Linked DNA regions of Homo sapiens: region 2 is linked to region 1. A link is a loop called in an ENCODE intact Hi-C map of the cell type or tissue named here. Cell type or tissue: heart right ventricle. All regions are shown on one strand. Links, peaks and the distances in the headings refer to the core of each region. The heading gives the core; the rest is flanking DNA.

Region 1 (12,796 bases), core at 3,622-8,621:
GAATTCAGAGCCAGTGTCACCAGATTTTCCAATTTTCCCACAGAAGCTAGAAATACATAATCCTATTTGGAATCTCTCAAAGAGTAAATGTTGGTTCAATTTTTTTTTTAACATCTTTCTGAACCAAAGCCCATCCGAGAACTAGATCTGACTATGGACCACCACCCTGGGATCATGGTTTGCACTCCACTGACTGTTCAATGTCTTATTCCAGTGCCCATGGGCACTTCAAATTGAGCCTGCCCCAGACCATCTCTTCCCCAAACCCACCTCTCCTCCCCACCGTGTACCTTATCTCAGTTAGCAAACTTCCTTCTAACCTGCTCACCCAAGCTGGAAATATGGATGAGGGTGTCCTTTCCTTCCTCCTTTCCCTCCTCCTCCCACATTCACTAAACTCTACCAACATAACTTGCTAAATAAATCTTACCTATTCTTACTTCCCCATCCCTTACCACCATTATTGTAGCTTGGGCTGCTAGCATCTGTTGCCTGGCCCAGTAGCCTTTCAAGAGTTTTGACTGATGATTCATAGCAGTTGACTCTCACCATGTGTAAATTATGCTAAGCCAGACATGTAAACTTATCCCCTGACAATGATTGATTTTGGAATGGGGTGTGTGACCCAATCGGGGCCAGTGAGATGGGAGGGAGGGTTTGCTGGGAAGCTTCTGGAAAAGTTATCTTGCTAAGAAAGAGATACATAAAATAGGCCAGGCATGGTGGCTCACGCCTATAATTCCAGCACTTTGGGAAGCCGAGGTGGGTGGATCACTTGAGGTCAGGAGTTCAAGAACAGCCTGGCCAATATGGTGAAACCCCATCTCTACTAAAAATACAAAAATTAGCCAGGCATGGTGGTGTGCACTTGTAGTCCCAGTTTCTCAGGAGGCTAAGGCAGGAGTATTGCTTGAGCCCGAGAGGAGGAGGTTGTAGTGAGCCGAGAGCATGCCACTGCATTCCAGCCTGGGCAATGGGAGTGAACCCTGTCTCAAAAAAAAAAAAAAAAAAAAAAAAAAAGATACATAGAAGAGATGGCTCCCTTCTGTCTATGGTCATCACTGTGCCTGGATGCCTGGATGTCACCCTGGGAACTGCTGCAGCCATCTCTTGAAGATGAGAAAAGGCAGCCTGTAGGCAGAGCCAGCCACAGAGAGAAGTGGAGTGATGAGAAGGAGAGCGGTAGGGAAACTGGGTCCGTGGTGATGTTGTTGAGCCACTGAATAAGTCTTCCGTGTTGTTTGTCATCTCAGAGCTTCCAGCTATACCAGATAATACGTCCCTTGATAAATTCAGCCAATTTCAGTCAGAGTTTTGTGTTTAAGGAAGCCAAAGGCATCTTGGCTGGTACCCCTGTCTCCTGCCTCCAGGCCTGTGCTCCATCACTCCACGTGACATCTGACTGCCAGGGTGGTCCCTCAGGATGCTAATCTGATGGCATTGCCTCCTGCTCATGGCTCCTGTTGCCCATAGGATAAAGCCCCAGGACCTTGGCAGAATATACAAAGACCTCCATGACCAGGCCCCCTGCCTCCACAGCCAAACCAGTTCTCACTCCTTAATGCAAACCTTATGCTCACTGTAGTCTGCCCTGCTTGCAGTTCCCTACATACATCAATGACACTGTTTAACTCTTTCATTCATTTGACAAATCCACACAAGTGCAGACTCTGTGCCAGGAGCAGTTCCATGTGTGGGGATACAGAAGGGAACAATCCGGATGAAGTCCCTGCCTTCACTGATGTACCGGCTACTGCTCCAAGTCCTCTGCTGTCACCATACCCTCTCCCTAGAGTGCCTTCCCCTCTGTCTTGATCTGACAAATGCCTTCTTTTTTCAGTGCAGTGTTTAGCCCTTGAAATAGCTTTACATATAGGTTGAGTATCCTTCATCCAAAATGCTTGGGAACAGAAGATTTTCAGATTTTGGAATATTTGCATTATACTGGTTAAACATCCCAAATACAAAAATCCAAAATCCAAAATGGTCCAATGAGCATTTTCTTTGAGCATCATGTTGGCCCTCAAAAAGTTTTGGACTTTGGAGCATTTCAGATTTGGGGTGCTCAACCTGTATGTGTATTTCAAGTTGTTTACCAAATTTTTTATATTTTATTATATTTTATTTTATTTTATTTTATTTTAGGAGATGGAGTCTTGCTCTGTTGCCCAGGCTGGAGGGCAAATGGCGTGATCTCAGCTCACTGCAACCTCCGCTTCCCAGGTTCAAGTGATTCTTCCACCTTAGACTCTTGAGTAGCTGGAATTACAGGTGTGCACCACCATGTCTGGCTAATTTTTGTATTTTTAGTAGTATTTTAGTTTCGCCATGTTGGTCAGGCTGGTCTCGAAGTCCTGACCTCAGGTGATCCACCTGCCTCAGCCTCCCAAAGTGCTAGGATTACAGGGTGAGCCACCACGTCCGGCCCAAATGTTTTATTTTGAAAAACTTCAAACACAAAGAATTGTACCATGAAATATTCATGTATCTTCACGTAGATTCACTGATTAACATTTTGCCATATTCTCTCCTCACCCCTGCTGTATGTATGTGCGCGCGCGCGCACACACACACACACACACACACACACACACACACACACACAGGAAAACAAATGTTTTTCAGAACTCTTTGAAAGGAACCTATAGATATCATGACTCCTCACACATAAATAGTTCAGCACGTGTTCCCTAAGGCTAAGAATGCTCTTGGCCGGGCGCGGTGGCTCACGCCTGTAATCCCAGCACTTTGGGAGGCCGAGGCGGGTGGATCACGAGGTCAGGAGATCGCGAACATCCTAGCTAACACGGTGAAACCCTGTCTCTACTAAAAATGCAAAAAATTAGCCGGGCGTGGTGGCGGGCGCCTGTAGTCCCAGCTACTCGGGAGGCTGAGGCAGGAGAATGGCGTGAACCTGGGAGGCGGAGTTTACAGTGAGCCGAGATCGCACCACTGCACTCCAGCCTGGGCGACAGAGTGAGACTCCGTCTCAAAAAAAAGAAAAAAAAAAAAAAAAAAAAGAATGCTCTCTGGGAGCCTGAGGCAGGAGGATCTCTTGGTCCAGGAGTTTGAGGTTGTACTGCGCTGTGATCCTGTGATCGCGCCTATGAATAGCGACTGCTTTCCAGCCAGGGAAACTAAAAACAACAACGAAAATGCTCTCCTATATAACCACAATGCCATTATGCTCAAGAATTTTAAAATCAATATAATAATATTTAATATGCAGTCTGTATTCAACTTTCCTCAATTATCAGAAATATGTTTATGGATTTTTTTTTTTTTTCCCTACCAGGATCTTCTGAGCTAAGTTCTCATCTCCTTCTGGGGGCCTTCCTTAAACTCCTTCTGGCACTCACTGCTTCATGCTTCCAGAAAGCCATGTGCAGGTGGCTGTCATGGTCTCAGCCTCTCTTGTTACATGTGTCCACCCCTGTTTATATTGAGTCCCATGCTATGCTCACCTCCGTGTTCTCAGTGCCTGGTGCAGTGTGCGGCACATAGTAGGGACTCAGTACTTTTTGGTTGAGTGGATGATCAAGTAAGTGGCAGAATTAGAGACAAAACCCATGGCCTCATAGCTATTTTCTTGATTCCATATTTAACTGCTTTTTGCAGACAGTGATTGTTAATAATGTAAGAGCGGAAAGTCCTATCTGCCAAATGGTGAGAAGAGAGAGGTAATCTAGAAAGATAATTGTGAACAATGGAAAGAACCAACAATTAATGATGTTCAAGGTCATGCCCTTATAGAAGCATAACCCAGATCTCTGAGAACATCCATACAGGCAAAACCCTGCCTTCTAACAGTTGTTGCAAAGCCTCCGTCGTATTTGCAGTCATATCTTATAAACAGAATCCAGGACTCCTTCCAAGTGAAATGACTGCAAACCCCACATCTACCTAGAGCCACACTTTCTCCCAAAATGAACTTGTTAGCCCTCCAGGATGGGCTGATAAAACCAGGGAAAGTGTCTCTTAGCTTGGATGCATCATTTCTTCCCTCTTCAGTTCTAACTTTAAGTCTGGAGTTGGCTCTGATTTTTTTAAGTATATAACAGCTGAAACCATAATTAATATTTGGATCCAGGGACTCCAAATGTGAACCCAAAGAACATTTCCATTTTACTGGTGACTATTCCCTAACCAAGAAGAATGTGGAGGCAGGATCAAGGTCAGCCAAGTTATTCAGAAAGAGGCTGGCCATTTGTGGGAAGCGACCACTTGCTATGTTTTTTGGAGGACTCACTTTTTCTTTCCTAACTGGCCACAGTGTATGTTGCTTGGTCTCTTAAGACCCCTAGGTTCACTAGGAAAGTTCTTTCCAGCAACCACAGGGACCAGTCTAAAGGCCAAATAACCTGTCCATCTCACACTGTGCTGTGCACAGCTCAGACATCTATTAAGAGCCAGGCATTGTGGATACAAAGGTAAATAAGCCACAGCCTCTAGGAACTCATCATCTATGGGGGTAGGCAGACACACATAGTCCTCCACTTTATGGAAAATGCAGTGGGAGAGACAGGCGTGGACACTACAGAAAGGGTACCAGTCCAACTTGGGGAGGGCAAGTCAAGGAAGGCCTGGCTGGGGAAAGTGGGCACGGACTAGACAGGAATGAGGTAAGCAAGTTGGAGGGCTGTCTAGACAAGGGACATGGAAAGAGGCAATTATGGATATAGTCATCATCCTGATGAATGTGGGGACAAAGTGGACATTCACTATATGTTAAGATGATGCATGAAGAGTTCCATTTTTTTTTTAATCACATTATGCTGACAACAGAAGGCCAAAGACTATCTCCGAGTGGACATGGAAAGTCTTTGCCTCCCTGACACTGGGTGATCCTTTAATGTTATTCCCACTAAGGGTTAAAGGTTGAAGACAACCCCCACCCCCCACAGAAAAATTCAGTGAAGGTAATTATACCACCATCTATTTAGCTGCTAAAGAATTTACCATTCAAGGAGATGGGACCCTGCCTCACCAGAGGCGTTTAACAGGCCAGCGCTATCACATTACCCAGATTGTATAAAGAGTATGAATGATTTCCGCTCACAGACCTCTAATGGAGGTATCTCTTTACAAAGCCCCTACTTCAGGCCAGCTGAATGCCTCAGCAGTGCCTCCGAAATCCCGCGGTCCTAATCCCTTTAGCAACAAAGATCTGTTTCTTTGCTTAGCATGAAGTAGGCCTCAGAGGCCTGTGTGTGTCTTCGCCTGTAGGCCAGAAGCCTCCTGTTTACAATTTCCCTATTCCTGTTTTTAATGTTGTTCTGAGAGCAGCCACAAAGGGCTAGTTTTGTCCAGCAGGAACAAGGGAGCTATTAGAGAGAGAGGGAGGAAGGAAGGAAGGGGGATCGCAGGGAGGACTCCTCGAGGGATTAGCAGACACAGCTGTTCCCGAAGGGAGAGGAGCTTTAGGCTGTTTATAATTTCCGTCACATTTACATGTTTTAATATTTTATTTCCTTATTTTTTTTTTTCTGATCAGTTTCCTATCCACCATGTAAAGCGAGCATCTTGTGGCCATATTGACAGACTCAGAGTACCTGTTTCAAATGTTTGGGTCAGATGCTGCTTTTCCCTTCAGTGCTGTGCAGCTCTGGTGTGTCGGCCTCCAGCTTTTCCTGGGGTCACAGACCTCGCGACCACCAGGTGCCCAAGGAAATCAGTCGTTGAGGCGAACGGCTTCACTTCTTGTCCCATTTGTGTGTGTGGCTGGAATTCTCTAGCCTGAATGATTCATTTAGACTCCATAGACCACCACCTGTATTCACAGAGTCTCAGACCGACTTTTAAGATGCATTTCATTTTTGTCTCAAGGTTACATATCTAACCAGTGTGTTATAAAGGGTATTGGCCACAGGTAGAGAATGTATCATATTCCATATTTCTAAAATGGCTTATGGCAATTGCTTTAAGAGAATTATCCATGATTTCATCCTAAAGCAAACAAGTTTCCATTTGTGTCACCTTGTATTTCTTGTCTATGTACATACTCAGTGTTTGCATTTTACAATAAAACCAAAGATAGAATTTTAGTCTTAATTTTCCATAATATTATGGCATGCATATTATCCAAGAAAATTTGTTTCCAAAACAAAAAATTCCAAAAATTTCTATCCAAGAAAATTTGTTTCTCTTTTTTTAAAAACACCTCCTCCCTCCTCCTCTTACTCTCTTCCCTGTTACAAATATTCGCAGTGGGTTGTACATCCCTCCACATCTAGCTCTGTGCTCAAATAATCGTATAAAAGCTTTTTAAAATCTTGGATTGGAGGAATCATTATTTTATTAAAATGGAATTATATGTTATCTATTTCCCTGCATGTTTCCTTACTTAATATACAGAGGAAAATGCCTTTAATATAATATTTTTAAGCTGACATGGTGTATGCAGGGTCACCTTGCCTGAGAGCACCCTTTGGTTAAAGTTGCAGATGCCTATGTATATGGCAGTTTCATTTGTGCTCTGTTTTTCTTAAGTTTTACTTTTTCCTGGGGAAATTTAGTCAAGAAATAAATGACTTTCTCAAATGTCCAGTCGGCCCATTGCTGACCCTATGGGCTCTCATTGCCTTGGGGTAAGTTTCCAGACTTGAGCATCTTTTAGATCTGGCTGACATGCTACTACTGTTACAGAAAAGTTCCTCACGATAGTCTCAAAAGTTAAGTATATGCGGTTTCCTTTTGCAGGGGCCTGGGATGTGAGCTAATCTTTAAGTAAAAGAGAGAAGGGACAGTGATTAACATTCTCCAAACTCACCGAGGGACAGCTGTTCCAAACCCTTCCTTCCTGCTCAAAGTAGTTTTCAAGAGGAACCTAAGAAAAAAAAATTTTTTTTTAAAGAAGAATATGGAGTTCTTCCAAGATTGCTCAATTTTCTTTCTCTAAAGTAAAATAGTTCAAACCACGTGCCAATCCAAATGCACTTTCTGTATTCGGCCCCACTGGAAATGTGGACCATAAGATAAGATGCACAGCTTCTGGAATATTGTTTTTCAGATCTGGCCAGGAAAAAAAAAGCCACAATTTCAGCTGCTTTGATTTCCCCTCATGCTTTTTAAAGACAAATGCAAAGGATATTTCAGGGAACATGAGCTTCTGTGAGCCCCTGTCATCTCACTGCCCCATTGAATAGCTTTCTTTGGCAGGATTACAGATCTGAGGTGGTGATTATTGTTTTGGTGATAACATGCATTTTGAGGGGACCATTTTCTGATGCAAAAACTTTTTTTTTTTTTTTCACCCAGGCTGGAGTGCAGTGACATGATCTCAGCTCACTGCAACCTCCGCCTCCCGGGTTCAAGTGATTCTCCTTCCTCAGCCTCCCGAGTAGCTGGGATTACAGGCATGTGCCACCAGGCCCAGCTAATTTTTGTATTTTTGGTAGAGAAGGGGGTTTCACTAGTTGGCCAGGCTAGTCTTAAACTCCTGACCTCAGGTGATCCACCTGCCTTGGCCTCCCAATGTGTTGGGATTACAGGCGTGAGCCACTGCGCCCAGTGAGAAAAGGTTTTAAAGATGTCTTTGCATTCCAAGTATAAATTAAAGGTTCTGTGAATTTTACTAAATGCTTTTATTAAAAAATCTAGAATTACCCAATATACACATAACCTTTAGGTTTTGAATGTGATTGTTTCGTTAGCCCATGCCAAGGACATGCCCTTAACAGACGAACTATCTTCCTTCATCTGAAAATGGGGATTCTTTGATGCAAAGTGGTGCACGTATGGGGCCACGATATAGGGCAGGATCTCTGTGTAGCCATCCAAGGCAGCAAAATCAATACTGACCGTCAGTGGGTGGCAGACACCACAGTGCCAGCATCTTACATTCATCAAGACTATGTTAATGAAAATGCAGATGGGAGAATGCGTCAGACCCTTTTCTGGCTTTAGAGTGTGTATCAATTTAACTAACTCCATATACATGATCAAATTATAGGTGAAGAAAACAGAAGATGAAATTTGTCCCTTTTCCTTTTGCCCAATATACAATCTAAAAAATTAACCAAAAGGGCAAAAAGGAAACTTGGTAACATGTTAGTTTTTTTCAAAATTGATTTATTGATTTTTTTTTTTTTGAGACTGGTTCACTCTGTCGCCCAGGATGGAGGCACAATCATGGCTCACTGTGGCCCTGACCTCTTGGGCTCAAGCAGTCCTCCTGCCTCAGCCTCTCTAGCAACTGAGACCACAGGCTCATGCAACCACACCCGGCTAACTTTTAAATTTTCTGTAGAGATGGGGTCGCACTATGTTGCCCAGGATGGTCTCGAGTGATCCTCACACCTTGGCCTCCCAAAGTACTGGGATTATAGGCATAAGCTACCATGCTGAGCCAGGATTTATTTATTTTTTACAGTAAAAACTGCCTTTTCCAGGAAATAATAAAAAACATAATACAGAGTCAAGGAGAGTAAAAACGAAAGTCAAACCCCCCAGATTATATTCCCCAGTAACTACTATTTATGTGAGGTATTAAAATTAAGGAGAAGTACAAACATGCTCTCGTGGCCTAAGTAAAGACCAGCTCTAAATGATGCCAGTTCAATCAATTGAAAATAAAAAAATTCATCCTGAAACAATTTTTTTTTCATGTGATTATCCGGACAGCAGGGAACCAAGAAGAGTATTGGGATGGGGGCAGGAGGATGAAGGGAGGGCTGAGCTTCCAGGAACCCTGCTTTACAGAGCAGTTCTGGTTTTTTTATTTTTTCTTTTTTTGAGATGGAGTCTCACTCTGTTGCCCAGGCTGGAGCGCAGTGGCGCAATTTCAGCTCACTGCAACCTCCGCCTCCTGGGTTCAAGAAATTCTCCTGCCTCAGCCTCCCGAGCAGCTGGGACAACAAGCGCCTGCCACCACACCGGCTCACTGCGCCCGGCTCATTTTTGTATTTTTAGTAGAGACGTGGTTTCACCATGTCCAGGCTGGTCTTGAACTCCTGACGTCAGGTGATCCACCTGCCGCAGCCTCCCAAAGTGCTGGGACTATATGCGTGAGCCACCACACTTGACCTGCTACACTACTTTTAATGCTGCTTCGACTAATAGTATTTAGGCCTTATGTGGGCAAAGTCACAGTTATGGCTATGGATTGATTTTTTAAAAGGTGCATGCTTAGAATCGTCCAGATTTCAAATCTTCCAGGGGTTGGAAGTGATTGGAAATGTTTTCTCATGTTGAGTATTAAGAGAAAAAAAAACAACTCCAAATGCCCTACCATCTGTCTATATTACAAATTGCCCAGAGCTATGAGAATAGTTTTCTGTAGGAAAAATCGTGGTGGCTTATACACATAAAATGTGAACTTGCAGTTGCTGACAAATGCTGCTAGACCACAATCATGGTCCACCAAATTACATTTGTGGAGTGAGAGAATCAGAGGTCTTCCTTCCTATTATTGATTGTTCCCCATGTCTCATTCTGATAAAACATTCTTTCCTTGGATTTTAACCAGTGACATGGTGCAGAATTAGATCCACATGTGTTGATTTTTCCGTTCTATTTTTTCCCTTGGAGTCTGAAGAACGTCAGTCCTGGAATGCATGCATCAACCCTTTAGAGAATATTTTCTATGAACAAATACTCTAGCCTTTGTAACTACAAGTGCTGAAGTTACAGTAAAATATCATCATAATCCCTATTTTCATTTGCTTCTAACTTTCCAATAAGGTATCCTTTGGGTTGAAACTTTCCATGCTTCATTTCATCTCAAAGGTGAATTTATTTTGGAAAGTTCACACTAATTTAATTCAGGGACTTGGAAGGGATGTGAGAATAAAAATATACCTTCTTCTGCTCTGCAAACAAATGTAAGACTTCGGTCATAGATAACTCCAGAGTAGCCAAGCAGTGGAACAATAAACAGGTCTCCGAAAATCTGTTGAAGTAAAGCAGGTTGAAGTGATTAACCACAGATTTCTTGCACGCACTGAACAGCCTGTAGTGCCTTGAGGCTCTCTGGACTCTTCTGAAGGACCATGGCCAAAATGGGGAATCTGGGGGCCTGGGTGGGAGAGATGAGAGATTTAATTTGGGTCAGGGCAAACTACCGTATGGTCCACAAAGTTTTAAAACACACTGATTATTGTCAAAGGCTCTTCTTTTAAAAGAGGAGCTGATTGAAATGCCATAGAGACTAAGTTACTCAAGCCTGTGACATGATGTCTATGAATATAAGGCCAGAGTCCCTAGGACATTGAAATAGAATGGTCTAGAACAAGGTTTCTCAACTTCAGCACTACTGATATTTTGAGCCAGATAATTATTTGTTGGAGGTGGTGGCGGCGGTGGCGATTGTGTTGGTTGTGGTAATGGTGGTGGCAGTGGCGGCAGTGGTGGCAGCAGTGGCTTCAGTGTCCTGTCGGAGGTCTAGCAGCATCCTGGTCTCGACCTACTAGATGCCAGTAGCAATCCTCCCCCTCAACCCCCTAGCTCAAGTCATAACAATAAAAAATGCCACTGGGCATTATCAAATGCTTTTTTGGGGGTAGGAATAGCACCCAGCTAAAAACAGATAGTGAAACTTAAGAGTTTAAACCCATCTGAGCAAGGCATTTACAATAGAATGGAATCCGTGCAGTAGAAAACCTGACTTTTTTTTTTCTTTTTCTTTCTTTCTTTCTTTTTTTTTTTTTGAGACAGTCTAGTTCTCTCACCCACGCTGGAGTGCAGTGGCATGATCTCAGCTCACTGCAACCTCTGCCTCCCAGGCTCACCATGTTGGTCAGGCTGGTCTTGAACTCCTGACCTCCAGTGATCCACCCACCTCGGCCTCCCAAAGTGCTGGGATTACAGGCATGAGCCACTGTTCCCAGCCAAAAACCTGACATTTCTAATAAAGGCTTCTTAAAAACTAGAATCAGCATTGCAAAGAAGTGGCCCTCCCATCCAAAACCTGTCCTCCCCTGAGTTACACCTGGCACAAAGCAGATTCAAGCAGGTTTCAGACTCTAGAGCCCTGTCTCTTAGCCTCTGTGCCATTACACTCTGCCTGTACAACTGTATAAAGCCTTCCTTACCATTATTAAAAGGAAAGGTTTAAAAATACGTCTTTAGTAACCCAACAAATACTTATTAAATATGATAGGGCCCCATACTATACATTGTGTAAGACAATAATGATCACAATGTAATCCCTCCCCACAGTTGTGGCGCATAGTCAGAAGACTTAGAACATAACAGAACAGTGCAAAATGTGAAATGTACCTAAAACAAAAGTACAATCCAAGGACAACTGAAGTAAAAAGACTGTAGAGAACTTTTAACCTGGAGTAGGAGAAAATCAAACATGCAAATTCCCTGGAGAGATGAACACTGTCCTGTCTCCTATGAGACCACACTGTGTGGCAGGCACCGTCCTAGGCACAAGGGATAACAGTCTAATGAGGGTGGCAGATGTGAATCAGATGATCACACAGATTTTGGTGAGAGGTGCTAAATTTGAAAGGGACATGGTATGATGACTGTGAAAATGATTGAACTTTCTTTCCCCCTCCCCCTCCCCTCTTTCGACAGCGTCTTGCTCTATTGCCCAGGCTGGAGTGCAGTGGTGCAATCTCAGCTCACTGCACCCTCCGCCTCCCAGGTTCAAACCATTCTCCTGCCTCAGCCTCCCAAATAGCTGGGATTACAGGCGTGTACCACCACGCCTGGCTAATTTTTGTATTTTTAATAAAGAAGGGGTTCCACCATGTCGGCCAGGTTGGTCTTGAACTCCTGACCTCAAGTGATCCTCCTGCCTTGGCCTCCCAAAGTGCTGGGATTACAGGTGTGAGCCACCACGCCCGGCCTGGACTAACTTTAGATGAGTGGTCAGGGACATGATGGCTGACCTGAGTGCTGAAGGATAAGTAGGCGTTTGCCAGGTGAAGGAAGTAGGTATATACATGAATGTGTGTGTGTGTGCATTGTGGGAGTGGGAAGAATGAGGATATTTGAGGTAGTGAGATCAGCATGTGCCAAGGTCCTGAGGTTGAAGAGAACATAGGGCAGAGAGGCAACAGGAATCCAGTGAGACCAAGGCAGTGAGGGGGAGTAGAGACGAGAGCCTGCAGGGCCATATACGCTATGGTAACAATGTTAGTCTTTATTGAAATAGCAGTGGGACATCATTAAAGCATTTCAGGGAGATGAGTGACATCATCTGATTTGAGTTTTCAAAAGATCCTTCTGGCCGCAATGTGGAGAATGGATTAAAAGGGGCCAGAGTGGGCTGGGGCCTCTGTGGTTGTTCAGATGAGAAACCATGTAGCACAGAGGCCCATGCACGAGTTTGCTTTTGTTCTTTTTCATGGAAAGATCTTGCCTTTTTATAAGAAAAAAAAAAAAATGAGAAGACTCCAAAGGAGTCCTCTGTTGAGCTGGATGGTTCCATACCTCTGTCCCAGCTTCTGGCAGGTGCCAACAATGCTTGGGATTTCTTGGCTGGTGGATAACATTGCTCTGAGCTCTGCCTCTGTTTGCACACATTGTTCTCCTCTCTGTGCGTATTTGTATCTCTCTGTCTCTTTTCTTTTCTTTCTTTTTTTTTTTTTTTTGAGATAGAGTCTCGCTCTGTCTGGCCCAGGCTGGAGTGCAGTGGTGCCAATCTTGGCTTACTGCAGTTTCTGCCTCCCGGGTTCAAGTGATTCTCCTGTCTCAGCCTCCCAAGTAGCTGGAACTACAGGCATCTGCCACCACACCTGGCTAATTTTGTATTTTTGGTAGAGACGGGGTTTCACCATGTTGGCCAGGCTGGTCTCGGACTCCTGACCTCAGGTGATCCACCCGCCTCGGCCTCCCAAAT
Region 2 (12,796 bases), core at 2,492-7,491, 51 kb after region 1:
TGACTGGTACTCTTCAAAACTTTTACTGTTGTAAAATGGGAAGAATGTTCTAGGATCTAAATCTAGATTAACATTCTAGAATTAATGTTGTAGCATTTGGATTAAAGGAAACTAGTGACTGGCAACTAAATGCAGTGTATAGTCCTTGATTGGGTCCTGGCTTTTAAAAACAAGTATAGCACAATTTAAATGTCTACCCACTATCAAATAGATAAAATATAGATGAACCCTGAAAACATTATACTAAGGGAAAGAAGCCAGACACGGACACATATTCTGTGAGTCCATTTCTATGAGATTTCCATAATAGGCAAATCCACAGAGACAGATTAGTGTTTGTCAGGAGCTGCAGGGAGGTGAAGAATAGGGAATGACTGCTAATGGGTGCAGGATTTTTTTCTAGGTGGATGAAAATGTTCTAGAATTAGATAGTAGTGATAGTTGTGTAACCTGTGACTGTTCTAAAAACCTGAGTTGTACCCTTGAAAAGGGTGAATTTTATATGTGAATTATATCTCAATTTTATAAAAATATCTGAAATTTTAAAATCAGAGACAAAGTTTAAAAGGCTATAACGGGGCCGGGCGCGGTGGCTCACGCCTGTAATCCCAGCACTTTGGGAGTCCGAGATGCATGGATCACAAGGTCAAGAGATCCAGACCATCCTGGCCAACATGGTGAAATCCTGTCTCTACTAAAAATACAAACATTAGCCGGGCGTGGTGGCGTGCACCTGTAGTCCCAGCTACTCGGGAGGCTGAGGCAGGATAATCGCTTGAATCCGGGAGGCAGAGGTTGCAGTGAGCTGAAGTCGCACAACTGCACTCCAGCCTGGCGACAGAGTGAGACTCTGTCTCAAAAAAAAACAAAAACAAAAAAACCCTATAATGGACATTGGGACAATTGGGGAAATTTGAATGAGCTGTCTATTAGGTAATTTTTTTTCAATGTTAAATGTCTTGTATGTTCTACCTTTTAGGAAATATTTAGGGATCATTGTGCTTCACTTTCAAATGTATCAGAAAAAATTATTGGGAGAAAGCAAATGTGGTAATATTGTAATACAGTTGAACCTTGAATAACAGGTGTTTGAACTGCTATGGTCCAGTTATGCTTGGAATTTACTTCCACTTCTGACATCCCTGAGACAGCAAGACAACCCCTCTTTTCCCCTCCTCCCCTCCCTCCTCCCCTCCTCCCCTTCCTGCTTCCCCCCTTCCCTCCCTGCTTCGCCCTCTCCCCTCCTTGCTTCCCCCTCCCCTCCTTCCCTCCCTGCTTCCCCCTTCCATCCTCCTCCCCTCCCTGCTTTCCCCTTCCCTCCTCCCCTCCCTTCTCCCCCTCCTTCCTCCCTCCCTCCTCCTTCTCCTCTTCTTCCCTCCTCTTCTTCCTTTTCTGCCTACTAAATGTGAAGACCTTTATGATGACCTTTGTGATGATCCTTTTCCACTTAATGAATAGTAAATATATTTTCTCTTCCTTATGATTTTCTTAACATTTTCTATTTTCTAGCTTACTTTATTGTAAAAATACCACATATAATACATTTAACCTACAAAATATGTGTTAATCAACTGTTTATGTGATTGGTAAGACTTCCAGCCCACAGTAGGCTCTTAGTAGTTAAGTTCTGGGGGAGACAAAAGTTATACTCCATTTTCGGCTGTGTGGGGGTCTTAACCCCCATGTTGCTCAAAGTTGAACTGCAGTTGGTGATTTAGGTAAAATGCATATAGGAGTTCATTGTATTATTCTTTTAGTTTTTTTGTAGCTTAAGCTTTTCAAAATAAAAAGATGGGGGTTGGTGAGACCACTTACTGAGTGTCTATGGCAAACCAGATAGGAGGTTGTAGATTCCTGTGGATTGTGACAGGGATATTAGGAATATTAAGGCATATCTCTACCTCCTTTTTGAGTGAATCCTCAATGGAGAGTGAATTGTATGCTTCCGTTCAAAATTTTCTCTTGGTTCTACCAGCATCAGAGACAGAAAGTTAGGCTGTTTGTCTTTTGGAAAAGTCATTCTGTGCTTGCACTTCCTAGGTATAGTGGGTGTCCTTAATCACGTTGTCTGATTTAATAGCATTGGGGGTCTTAAAAATCTTCCAAATAACTAGTGTTAACTTTATTAATGAAATTGAAAGGGTGATGAGATGCAAGTTGGTCGGGGGTGGGGGTGGTGAAGGTCTAAGAACAACAAAGAAGAAGAGGTGGGCCATGGGCCCCTTTAGTGGGGAAAGCAAATGGTCAAGGCTAAGAACCCAAAGCTTGGCTGTTGAGTTTGGGTAATAAACGGGAAGTGAGGCAAGCCAGTGCCCCAACCCCATCTGCAGGCTCTAAGTAGTAAAATGAATCCATGGGAGCGTCTCTGTTCAGGCCCCAGGTGCTCCTGGCTAGTGGTTAGGAAGCGGGTAAATTGGTGTCTCCTATTGTCCCACCTATTCACAGTTACCCCTCTTAACCACGGAATCATTGTCATCTGTTCAGCCATTTTTCTGTTATTTGATATTTGTTCTTTTTGCCTCAAGGAGGCTAGGAGAGTGCCCTATAGAGCTGAACTAAATAGCATGTACATTTGGACAGAGACTCAGGGTCTCACTTGGGAGCGGGGGCTGGGGGTATGGAAGTGGCTGAGCAGCAGCAGCAGCGACATAAGGAAGTTTTTGTGAGGCTGACTAGGGAGGGTGGGGAAGACTGGATTTCTGGTTCACCCCGACCACTGGTGCTTTCTGTTTTTAAAACAGACGTGCTTCATCCTTCCCAGAGCAGGGGCCAAAGATGGGAACTCGAAATGCAAAGTCCCAGCCGGGGAAATTAAGCTGCAAGAGCTCAACGCCTGAAAAATATTGACTGTTTCTTTTTTTAAGCTAATATTCCAAATTTCTTATGAAAGTCAACTTAGACATCCAGGACACAGGAAACAAGGCAAGAGGCCGCAGCCAGCTGCCTCAGAGGACCCGGGACACTTTCTTAATAACATCCAGATGGTTCCACAGGAATTGCTAACATCTTGAAAAAAAAAAAATCAGCTGTGGGAGAAATCGAGATTCAAGTGGTTTAGGAAGGACAGCCTGGAGGAGACTCCCAAGGGACTGAGAGTGGGTCTGAAATAGAAACCTCTCTGGTGGGATGACTGCTTCCTACAGCAAGGCTGGAGAGGACTGGGTGTAAAAATCCAGGGCTTCTCTTGGAGACTTAGGGTTGGCAAGGAGCCTTGACAGAACTGGCCTCCTAGTCATGTTAATCCATTCACTAGCCTGGGGTTGCAATAACTTTTTACATTATTTTTTCTGTTACATTTACTTCACAATCTACTGTATCTGTTAGGTTCTGCAGGCACAGGGCTCAGGGCCAACAGGTTTTTGAGGGCCTATAGCAATATTTAGCCCTGAAAAAATGTTACATAGATAGTATATATAAAATCCTATATATGATATGCATCTATATAGACAGCAAAATATATTTATTTATTTTTTATTGATTTATTTTTTTGAGACAGAGTCTCGCTCTGTCGTCCAGGCTAGAGTGCAGTGGCACGATGTCAGTTCACTACAACCTCTGCCTCCCAGGTTCAAGCGATTCTCCTGCCTCAGCCTCCTGAGTAGCTGGGATTACAGGCACCTGCCATCACGCCCAGCTAATTTTTTTGTATTTTAGTAGAGATGGGATTTCGCCATGTTGGCCAGGCTGGTCTTGAACTCCTGACCTCAAGTGATTCAACTGCCTCGGCCTCCCAAAGTGCTGGGATTATAGGCGTGAGCCACTGGGCCCAGACTTAGACAGCAAAATATAAATATATTTTCCAACAAATGAAAGAACCCCACCCCCCAAATTTAGTGGATTAAATGCCTATAATAGCTAACCGATTGTATCAACTCCATCAGTTCTTAAGTTTAGTATTCGTTAAAAGCTTTATTTCATTTGGAAACAATCTGTATGTTAGATTTTCTCATTTCTGAGGAATTGTTTCAACATCACCTCCTTGGAGCCCAATAATTTTAAAAGCAAAATTTTTGAATCCTTCCATAGTTATGCTGCATGCTGTGGAATGAAGAGGCTGCGGCTCACCAAGGCTCACAAAGACCTTACCACGATCCCGGGTGTTCAGAAGAGGTGTGTGTTTCTTCCTTCCTCCCTCTCGTCACAGTTGCTGTCCCCCAAGGAAGAGGAAATGACTTGCTTGTGGAATCCGTTTGCAAGCAAATCACTTATTTGGAACCAAAAATGGGGGAGAAGGAAGTAGGAGCCATAGACTCAGGGCTTGATCAGGATTCCGCAAGCCTTAGAGTTTTCCACTCCCCACAACATACCTCTCACCTGGGCCATTTAGAGGCATCTCCTGCCTCCCACTCTGTCTCTGCCTGAGGTCTACACTCCGCGCCCCCCCACCACCCCCCAGCCCGACCCCCACTTTAACAGGATTCAACTCCTTTGTCTGACTGTGACCACAGGTGATGAGAGCTGGGAGGGCGAGTTGGTTGGCCTTTCTTGCAGCTCCCACATTCTAAATCAGGAAGCATGCAGGAGTGGAGAATGAACAGCAAGAATATACACAGCCTGGAACTTCCAGTCTGAAATGTCTAGGGCATTTAGTATGAAAAATCTGTTCATAACTGAAAAAAGAAAACACCTAATGCAGGAACCAGAATTTTCTGCAACAAGCAACATTACCAAAAAAAGACCAGCCAAGAGGGCTTGCCAGAATTGGCTATAGAGCGTTATACCAGGTAAACTCGTCAGATGGAACCATGTCTTTCCTTTGGGAGAACACTGACATTTAGGCTTTGGCTTCTTGAGATTCTGCTGGAGGACTTTTCAGAGGAATGCAATGACTCCTTCCTTCCTCCCTGAACTGAAATCCGGGCTATTACAATTCCAAATGGACACAGAGTCCTGCCAAGTTTATAGGAAATTGGAATGACAGCTTGGGTTCCCACCACTAGGGATAGCAGAAGCTGAATGCTCAGAGAATAAGTAACATTTCCCTGGTGATTCCCAGTGTGTCTATTTTTATTTTAAGGAGTTCTGTGTTTTCATTCAGTTTTGTGAATGGAGGAATCCATATGGAATTTTCACCAACTCTACTAAAATAAAAGCATGTAACTTTTCAGCAGTGTACTGAAATATCCACAAAGATTCAAGGTTAGGTTGGAAAGAATTCCAGACATTCACTTTTGAAGACCTGTGAAAAATCTGCTAACTTCTAATGGGTACCTTCTGGGCATATGACAAAGGACAATATCAGTTGCTAAATCCATCCATGTACAAGAGATATTGTCTTCAACAAAGCACAGCTCATCATTTAATAGAAGTTACAAAGTAGTTACTCTAAGATAAGCAGCTTGTTTTAATAAATATCAAGTATGAATATTTATATATTTTATTGAAAGTGCAGGATTTTGGGGGTGGAATGGGAAAAAGAGACTGATAAGTCCCATGCATAAAACAGGTATATTTTTACTGGTAATTTCCAGTAAGTTTTCTTGAACATGTATATTATTCACGACTATTTGAAATTATCTTGTTTGTTCATTTGTTTGTTTACTGATGGTGTGATTCCCAGCTTCTTCAGTGTCCACCTCCACCTCTTTATTTCCTCTCTAACATAAGCTGCACAAAACAGGGAGCTTATCTATCTTGACTCTCTACCTCCAGACCTAGAAGAGTGCCCGAAACATGGTTCTAAGTAAATGATTTTCTCCCCTCTTCATCCAACCGACAAAAATTTCCTCCTCCTCTTTCCTTATTTTTTTAAAAGGTTAGTAATGAAAAAAGACATTATACATATTCATACAGGTGACTGGGATTTTTGTTACAGTTGTTACTGTTTGTCTTGTCTTATGGTACACGTTAATTGGACAATGTGCCCACATTATTCATGTAAAAAATATGTGTCTTCTCTGTACCCAGCACTGTTCTCAGAAGGAAAAATCCTGTATCCATGGAACTTACATTCCAGTGGAGAGAGACAGACAGTAAAACATAAATATATATTTTGTCAAGTGGGGATAAGTGCTATGAAGAAAAGTAAAGCTGGATTTTAAAGGGGTGGTCAGGGAAGCTTTCTGATAAGGGGCCATCCTTATCAGAAATGAGAGCTTAGGAAGCTAAGCTTGCTGATAGCTGGCGGAAATGCTGCCTGGGTAGCATCATGTGCACAGCTTAAAGCCGGACACATGCTTACCTCCTTTGTGGAGTAGCAGGGAGGCTGGAGCAGAGTTAGCCACAGGAGCGGGTGTAGGAGGTGCCATGGGAGAGCTGCGGCAAGTCACAGAGGGCTTGGGGGCCTGGGCAGACTGTGGCTTCTACTCTGTATGACATGGGGAGGCCCCTCGAGGGTCTAGAACCAATGGGCACCATGACGTGGCTTAGGTTCTAAAAGGCTTCCTCTGGCTGCTGTGTGGCAAAAAGAATGGGATGGGTGGCTTGGCAAGAGGGGAGGAACGAGACCAAGTAGGAGGCTTTGTAGTAATCCAGGTGAGAGGGATGGCAACCCAGACTAGTGGAAGTGATGAGAGATGGTCAGATTTTGAATATGCTTTGAAGGCAGGGCCAGTGAGATTTGCTGATGATTTGAAAGTGGGACATGAGAGTGGGAGCCAGGGATAGTTTTGAGGCTGTCAAGCTGAGCACTTTGCAGAATGATTTCCTGGCCATTTAGCGAGATGGAAAAGCAGGCTTGAGGAGAACTCAAGGGTTGACTTTGGGTATAGGTTTTAGAAGCTTTGTTGAGCCTGTAGGGAGAGGCCAAGTAGGCAGTCTCACGTAGGAGGGTGAAGTCCTAGCTTGAGACCTTCACTGGCATGGTGACCACTGAGCCCTGACAAGCCAAGGGCCCAAGAGGATGGGGCCAAACATGGGGCCAGTGTCAGCTGACACGGATGCCAAACCTGCATGATCACAGTCCTCAAGTCTGGAACAATTCTCCTACATAGTTACCAGGGAAATCTACCAGGGTTGAAATTCCACCCCTCTGAGTAATTCAGGGGCCTTATTTAGTCTGTTGTCTTCATGCTAATGTTCTTTTCCTTTATCTCTATACCCTTATGCTATTTATTGATCAAAGAACCATAAAGTTACTTGTTTTTAACAAGACAGAATACCACAGCATGGAGGTTTCACTTTAGGATTTAAACATTTTGGCTTTTTACTGCTAACTAATGGGCCTGCAGGCTAGGAAACATAAAAGGACCCTCATTTGTATTCCTAGTGAATAACCATCCTGTGTCTGGGAAAGCCTGGCAGTAAATGACAGGTAAGGCTGGGGCAGGGAAGCTTCAGGTCCCTTCTTTGCAGAGGCCTAATGGACCACCAGTCCCTAGACTGATTGATGTCAGGCAAGAACGTCCAGGGAGTCTGCCACTGTCTGCTCCAAAACAGGATTTAGTCCTTCCTAACCTTGGGAATTTCTGAAGCCCCAATTCCTTTATGACTGTTTACTATCCTTAGTCCCCTGGGATCTAGTATAATCAGCTGGTGGATTCCTTTTTCCTTAAACCTAAGTCTGAAGCCCCATGGGCCTTTCCCATAGCATAAATAACATTCTATTCCTGTACATATTGCCTCATTCACAGGAAGTAGTCTCTAAATTACATCACAGGCCAGTTCTACTGTATTCCATTGACGTTTATTATGGAACCATTGTAGGAATGACATGGTTCCTGTCTCCAAAAGCTAGCTAGCATATCCTATCCATTATGTTCAAGATTCTGGAGCGGGTGGCAGAAATGGGAGAAACACAGGTGACTGAAATCCCAGGATGTCTCATCATCCTCTCTAGGTTGTAGCAAATCTTTTCTCCAAATATTTCCCTAAGTTCATAGGGGTGAGTGTATGACAAAGCATGATAACTTAGCTATGCCGTTGGCTGACATGATGGAATGCTAAACACATTTATCTTTGGAAAGTAGATTAGAGGGGAAAAAAGTGGGTTATATCAGTGTTGCAGAAAACCACTAGTCATCTCCCAGTATCTACCCTTCTCTTCTTCTGTGGTGATAACATTAAAGCCCCAATTTTAAGCTGGGCATATGGCCACTTGGGATTAAGACTATATTTCCCAAATTCCCTTGCAGCTAGGTAGGCCATAAGACTGAGTTCTGGCCAGTGTGAGTAGGTTAAAGTGTCTAGGGGCAGCTCTTAGAAACCCACTTAAGAGGCATTGTGTATACACACTTTCCCCTTCTTCTTCATGCCTGCCTTTGTCCTGCTGTCTGAAATGCAAATACTGCCATCTTGGTTGAGTCCATGGATGATGAAACAAGAGAGAAGGAACAGCCCGCCATGCACTGACTGTCGTCAAGGCTTCTTATATGATAGAGAATAAACTTTTATTTATTGGAGGGTTTCTGTTCCTCACAGCTGAACCTAATCTCAATTCAACTAGCTAAATATTCCTCCAATTAGAGTGCTTAGCGACAGGCTCCACAGTATCATTCTCAGCTGCTGAGAACAATGTGCCCATTCCTGCCGAGTCATGGAATCTTTACTCCAAGAGATGGTAATATATCATCAAGATCATTCTAAAAGCTTAATGCAGTGAGCATCACTTAATACCTGAATACCAAAAAGTGAAAATAATGGTTTCATGTCTAATGGGACTTGAGTTCACATGTCCCCTCAGCCACAGGGACTTGTGCTGGCAGACACCACTGTCCTCTGCTTTGGTATTTCTATCACTTGGACTCTAGATATAGGTGAATAAAGCCAACATGGTTTGTTGTTTTTTTTTTTGAGATGGAGTCTCGCTCTGTCGCCCAGGCTGGAGGGCAGTGGCGTGATCTCAGCTCACTACAAGCTCCGCCTCCCGGGTTCACGCGATTCTCCTACCTCAGCCTCCCGAGTAGCTGGGACCACAGGCGCCCGCCACCACACCGAGATAATTTTTTTGTATTTTTAGGAGAGATGGGGTTTCACCGTGTTAGCCAGGATGGTCTCGATCTCCTGACATTGTGATCCACCCATCTCGGCCTCCCAAGGTGCTGGGATTACAGGCGTGAGCCACCACGCCCGGCCAAAGCCAACATGGTTTCTAAAGACAGATGAGAGAAGTACCTACCATTTCCTGAGGCTGGCTTTACCAAGGACGTAACACGTGTAAATTATTCAAACAATACAGAAATGTATAGTAAAACGTGCCCCATATCCCATGACCCCTTATCTAAAAGTCATGATGTTAAAAGCTTTCAGGATATCCTTCTAGATATTTTCCATGTATGTAGAGCCCTTCCTTTTAAAAAGCACACATATACACACATATATATAAACATAAATGGGATTGTACTGCACACACTGTAATATACTTTGCTTTTACATTTAATCATAGTTCTAAACATCTGTCCAAAACAGCATATATATACATCGACTTCTGACTGCATAGAATTCCATTGTACAGTAGATGTACCGTAATTTATTTCACCAATTTCCTGTTAATAGACATTTGTTTCCAGAGTCTTGCTCTGGAAGTCTGGACAAAGATTGCTGCAACGGATTCCTTTGCACATCTATCTATGTACCAATACATTGGTAGACGTGATTCATAGAATTGGAGTTGCTAGGTTAAATCGTATGTTAAATATCTAAGTAGTGCTCCCTGCAGTTACGTTCCCAGCAACTGTGCCAAAGCTGCTTTTTAAACTCAGATGGAAACCACAATTGGACATTAACTTTATTTCTTATTCACTTATTACTTTTGTTATCTGGGTTTCTGTTCAGAGAAAGAATGACGTCTGACTTTTGTTCAAAAGACAAATGAGAAGCAGGTGAGTGATCTGCTTCAGTATAATGCTTTCTTTTGTTTAAAGTGCATTATGGGCAAAAGTTCTGTCTTATTGCTGAAAAGATGCTAGTGATTATTCTTATTCAAGAATTCAAGATATAGGCAAACAGGAGGTCAAGGCTGCAGTGAGCTGTGATTGCATCACTGCACTCCAGCCTGGGCAACAGAGCGTGACGCTGTCAAAAAAAAAAAAAGATAGAGGCATATTAAGCTCTCAAGAAATGATGGAACTAGCAGAAAATCATTGGAGAGGCAGAATAGGGAATGCCACCAGGAATATAAAACCTGGTCTTCTAGATCCCAGGCTACAGAGGGGTTATTTCACCACAAATACAAAATGACTTTGAAAATAGAATTATATTCTAAATAGAATATAGGTAATAGAAAGATACCTTATTTAAAGACTGGAAGAAGATCCACATTTAGGGCTCATCAATATACTGTGATCTCTGACCACCCAACCCTATACTTGACACTTCCCCTCTCTTCTCAGAATCTTTTAAAAGCAGTCTCAGAGTATATGCAGCAGTAGTAGTGGTGATGATGGAGATAATGGAGTTTTTTTGTTTGTTTGTTTTTTCTTTATCCCCAATATCCAGCGAGCTGCTTGGATAAATGCTTAAAACAAGATGAAAATCTTTGTCCTGGATCTGTACATCCGTGTACTCTTTTTGCATCTGCTCTGCTGATATTTTCATGCTCCCTTGACACCTGCCTGCTATTTTAGAAGAGGTCTTTGTATCAAAGGAGGGGTAGGGGAGTCGGGCATTTCCTCTGCACTAGCGAAAGGGCTGCGGGGGAGCCTGAGCCCCAGCCTCACTTCAGGTGGCAGAGGCCTTGCTGCTGGTCTTTCTTGGAGAGGCTGTCTTAGAAGTAGGTAGCACCCTCTCCTGGGCTAAATGCAAACGATCTCTGTGTGTCCTGAAATCATCTGGGATAATAGCAGGCATCTCCTTTTCTCTGGCAAGCTCTGCCCCATCACTGCCCCCTCCTGGCCCCTTCTATTTTTTTTTTATTTGAATGCCACACTGGACCATTTACAAGTCCAAATGAGTCAGATTGGAGATTCTAAGTAAGACTGGTTAGGGAGCAGGAACTTATTTGAGTACTCACCGTGTGCAGGGCAGGGATGTGAATATAAAATGAAATAAAAGCTTGGAGTCAGTATAGATAGAGAATATGAAGACTGAATGACTAAATGTTTATAAAATGCTATTTAAACAATTCCCAACATGCTAGAGGAACTCTGCATATGGTAGAAATCGTATAGCGGTGAGGTGATGTGTGCGACCTGGCAGTCTCTTCATGAAATGGCAGACCCTGAGAAAGGAGTTGTCCAAAGGAGGAGGGTAGAGCCTTAGCTTGCGAAGTCTCTGGAAAGAGATACACTGGAAGTTTCTTTTATTGAACAATTTAACAGAAAACTGCAAAATTCAAACTTTCAGGACTCTCCTACCACCACCTTCTACCCTCTTGTCTTTTCTTCACCAGTCATTTGTTTTTCTCAATGACATTTGCAGAAAATGAAGACATTTTAATGATACCTTCTCCTTTCTACTCAGCATTCTGGTTTCTGCTTCATCTGAACATTTACCCTAATACTTCATCGAACTCCATCTACATGCTACATACTGATGACCATGGCTATTGTTCATTTTATCCCATAAGTCAAAGATTGTGTCTGTTTTGCTTGTTCAATTGTCAGTGTAACAATAATGAAAAATAATGGTAATAACTGTCACTTAGTGAGTTTTTACCTGAAGCCAAGCACATAATCATTTACCATTCTTTCAACTGATGCTCACAGTTACCTGATGGGATAAGAGCTTTATTATCCCAGTTTTTACAGATGAGAAAATTAAGGTTCAAAGCTATTCAGTAACTTGCCCAAGTTACAGAGATGGGACCTGAGCTTGGAAGTCTAGCTCTAAAGACCTTGTTCCTGTCCACTGTGAATATTGTTCTGCTTAGTATTCACAAGTAATAGATGAACGTTCAGGAATTCAGTGACTAAGGAAATAATCATGTTTCCAGGTATAGTTCGTTGCATAAAAATTAATGTGACTTGAGACATCACAGAACTGAGCTAGGAGGGAAGTATAGCATTTCCAGTGTCTTCAGAGCAGTTTGTTAATAGAAGAGGTGTTGAGAGCTGGGTTGGCTTATTCCTAACAGAGCACAGAGCACTGACCTCCAGGGACACAGCCAAGACTTACTGAATACTTACTATGTTCCAGGCAGTGGGCTCAAAGCCCAGCGTGTTTTTCTATTTAATCCTCACAACAACCTCACCTTACAGAGGAGGCTCAGAAAGGTGAAGCAACTTGCCCAAGGTCATCCAGCTAGTGGTTGGTGGAGTCAGGACACTTCATTGCTCTGCTGGACTCCTCTCAGGTGCCCCTGGGGGAACTTCAGATTGTCTTATAGGCCCCAGCTTCCCAAAGGATGCCCTCTGAATGGAGGGAGGAAGTTAGAGGGAGGATCAGGGTCTACCAGGAGGCTGCCAAAGGTGTGCTCTGGGAAATGCTCCTGGTCTGGAGGGTTTGAGGGAGCATGTCTGCTCTAGGAAAATCCAAATGGGCTTAGAAGAATCATGTCAAGGCCCAGGATAAGACTGCAAATATGTTTGGAATCTAAGCCTGTAAAACCTGTAAAATGTGCCCTCTAGTTATCTTTGTGTTTTTTTGTTTTGTTTTGTTTTGTTTTGTTTTTTTGAGACAAGATCTCACTCTGTCGCCCAGGCTGGAGTGCGGTGGGGCAATCATGGCTCACTGAAGTCTCAACCTCCCAGGTTCAAGTGATCCTCCTGCTTAAGCCTCCCAAGTAGCTGGGACTACAGGCACTGTGTCCAGCTATTTTCGTTGTTGTTGTTATTGTTTTGTAGAGACAGGGTCTTGCTATGTTGCCCAAACTCCTGGACTCAAGTAATCCGTCCACCTTATCCTTCCAAAGTGCTGGGGTCACAGGCATGAGCCACCACTGCAGGCATAAGGCCTCTAGAAGGCCTAAGGCTTCTTAAGA

What was found. A loop is a pair of places that touch in the nucleus more often than their neighbours do. Peaks named below come from ENCODE experiments on the same cell type or tissue, not always from the same donor. Only the 100,000 strongest peaks of a DNase experiment are listed, where the experiment ranks them.
Region 2: a loop joins it to region 1, with 2.5 times the contacts of the local background. A loop is called at or near these places in 8 of 110 quality-filtered maps.

The regions. Positions count from the first base shown.
Region 1 is chr5:142,486,237-142,499,032 of GRCh38, forward strand. No RefSeq gene overlaps it. Among named protein-coding and RNA genes, the nearest start is that of SPRY4-AS1, 170 kb to the left of the region's middle. In heart right ventricle, for the core only: no CTCF peak of the experiment used is centred there; no DNase peak of the experiment used is centred there; H3K4me3 peaks cover 676 bases; H3K27ac peaks cover 4,317 bases.
Region 2 is chr5:142,538,240-142,551,035 of GRCh38, forward strand. No RefSeq gene overlaps it. Among named protein-coding and RNA genes, the nearest start is that of FGF1, 140 kb to the right of the region's middle. RefSeq lists an enhancer at 12,251-12,796. In heart right ventricle, for the core only: a CTCF peak has its summit at 4,946; a DNase peak (open chromatin) is centred at 3,012; H3K27ac peaks cover 5,000 bases.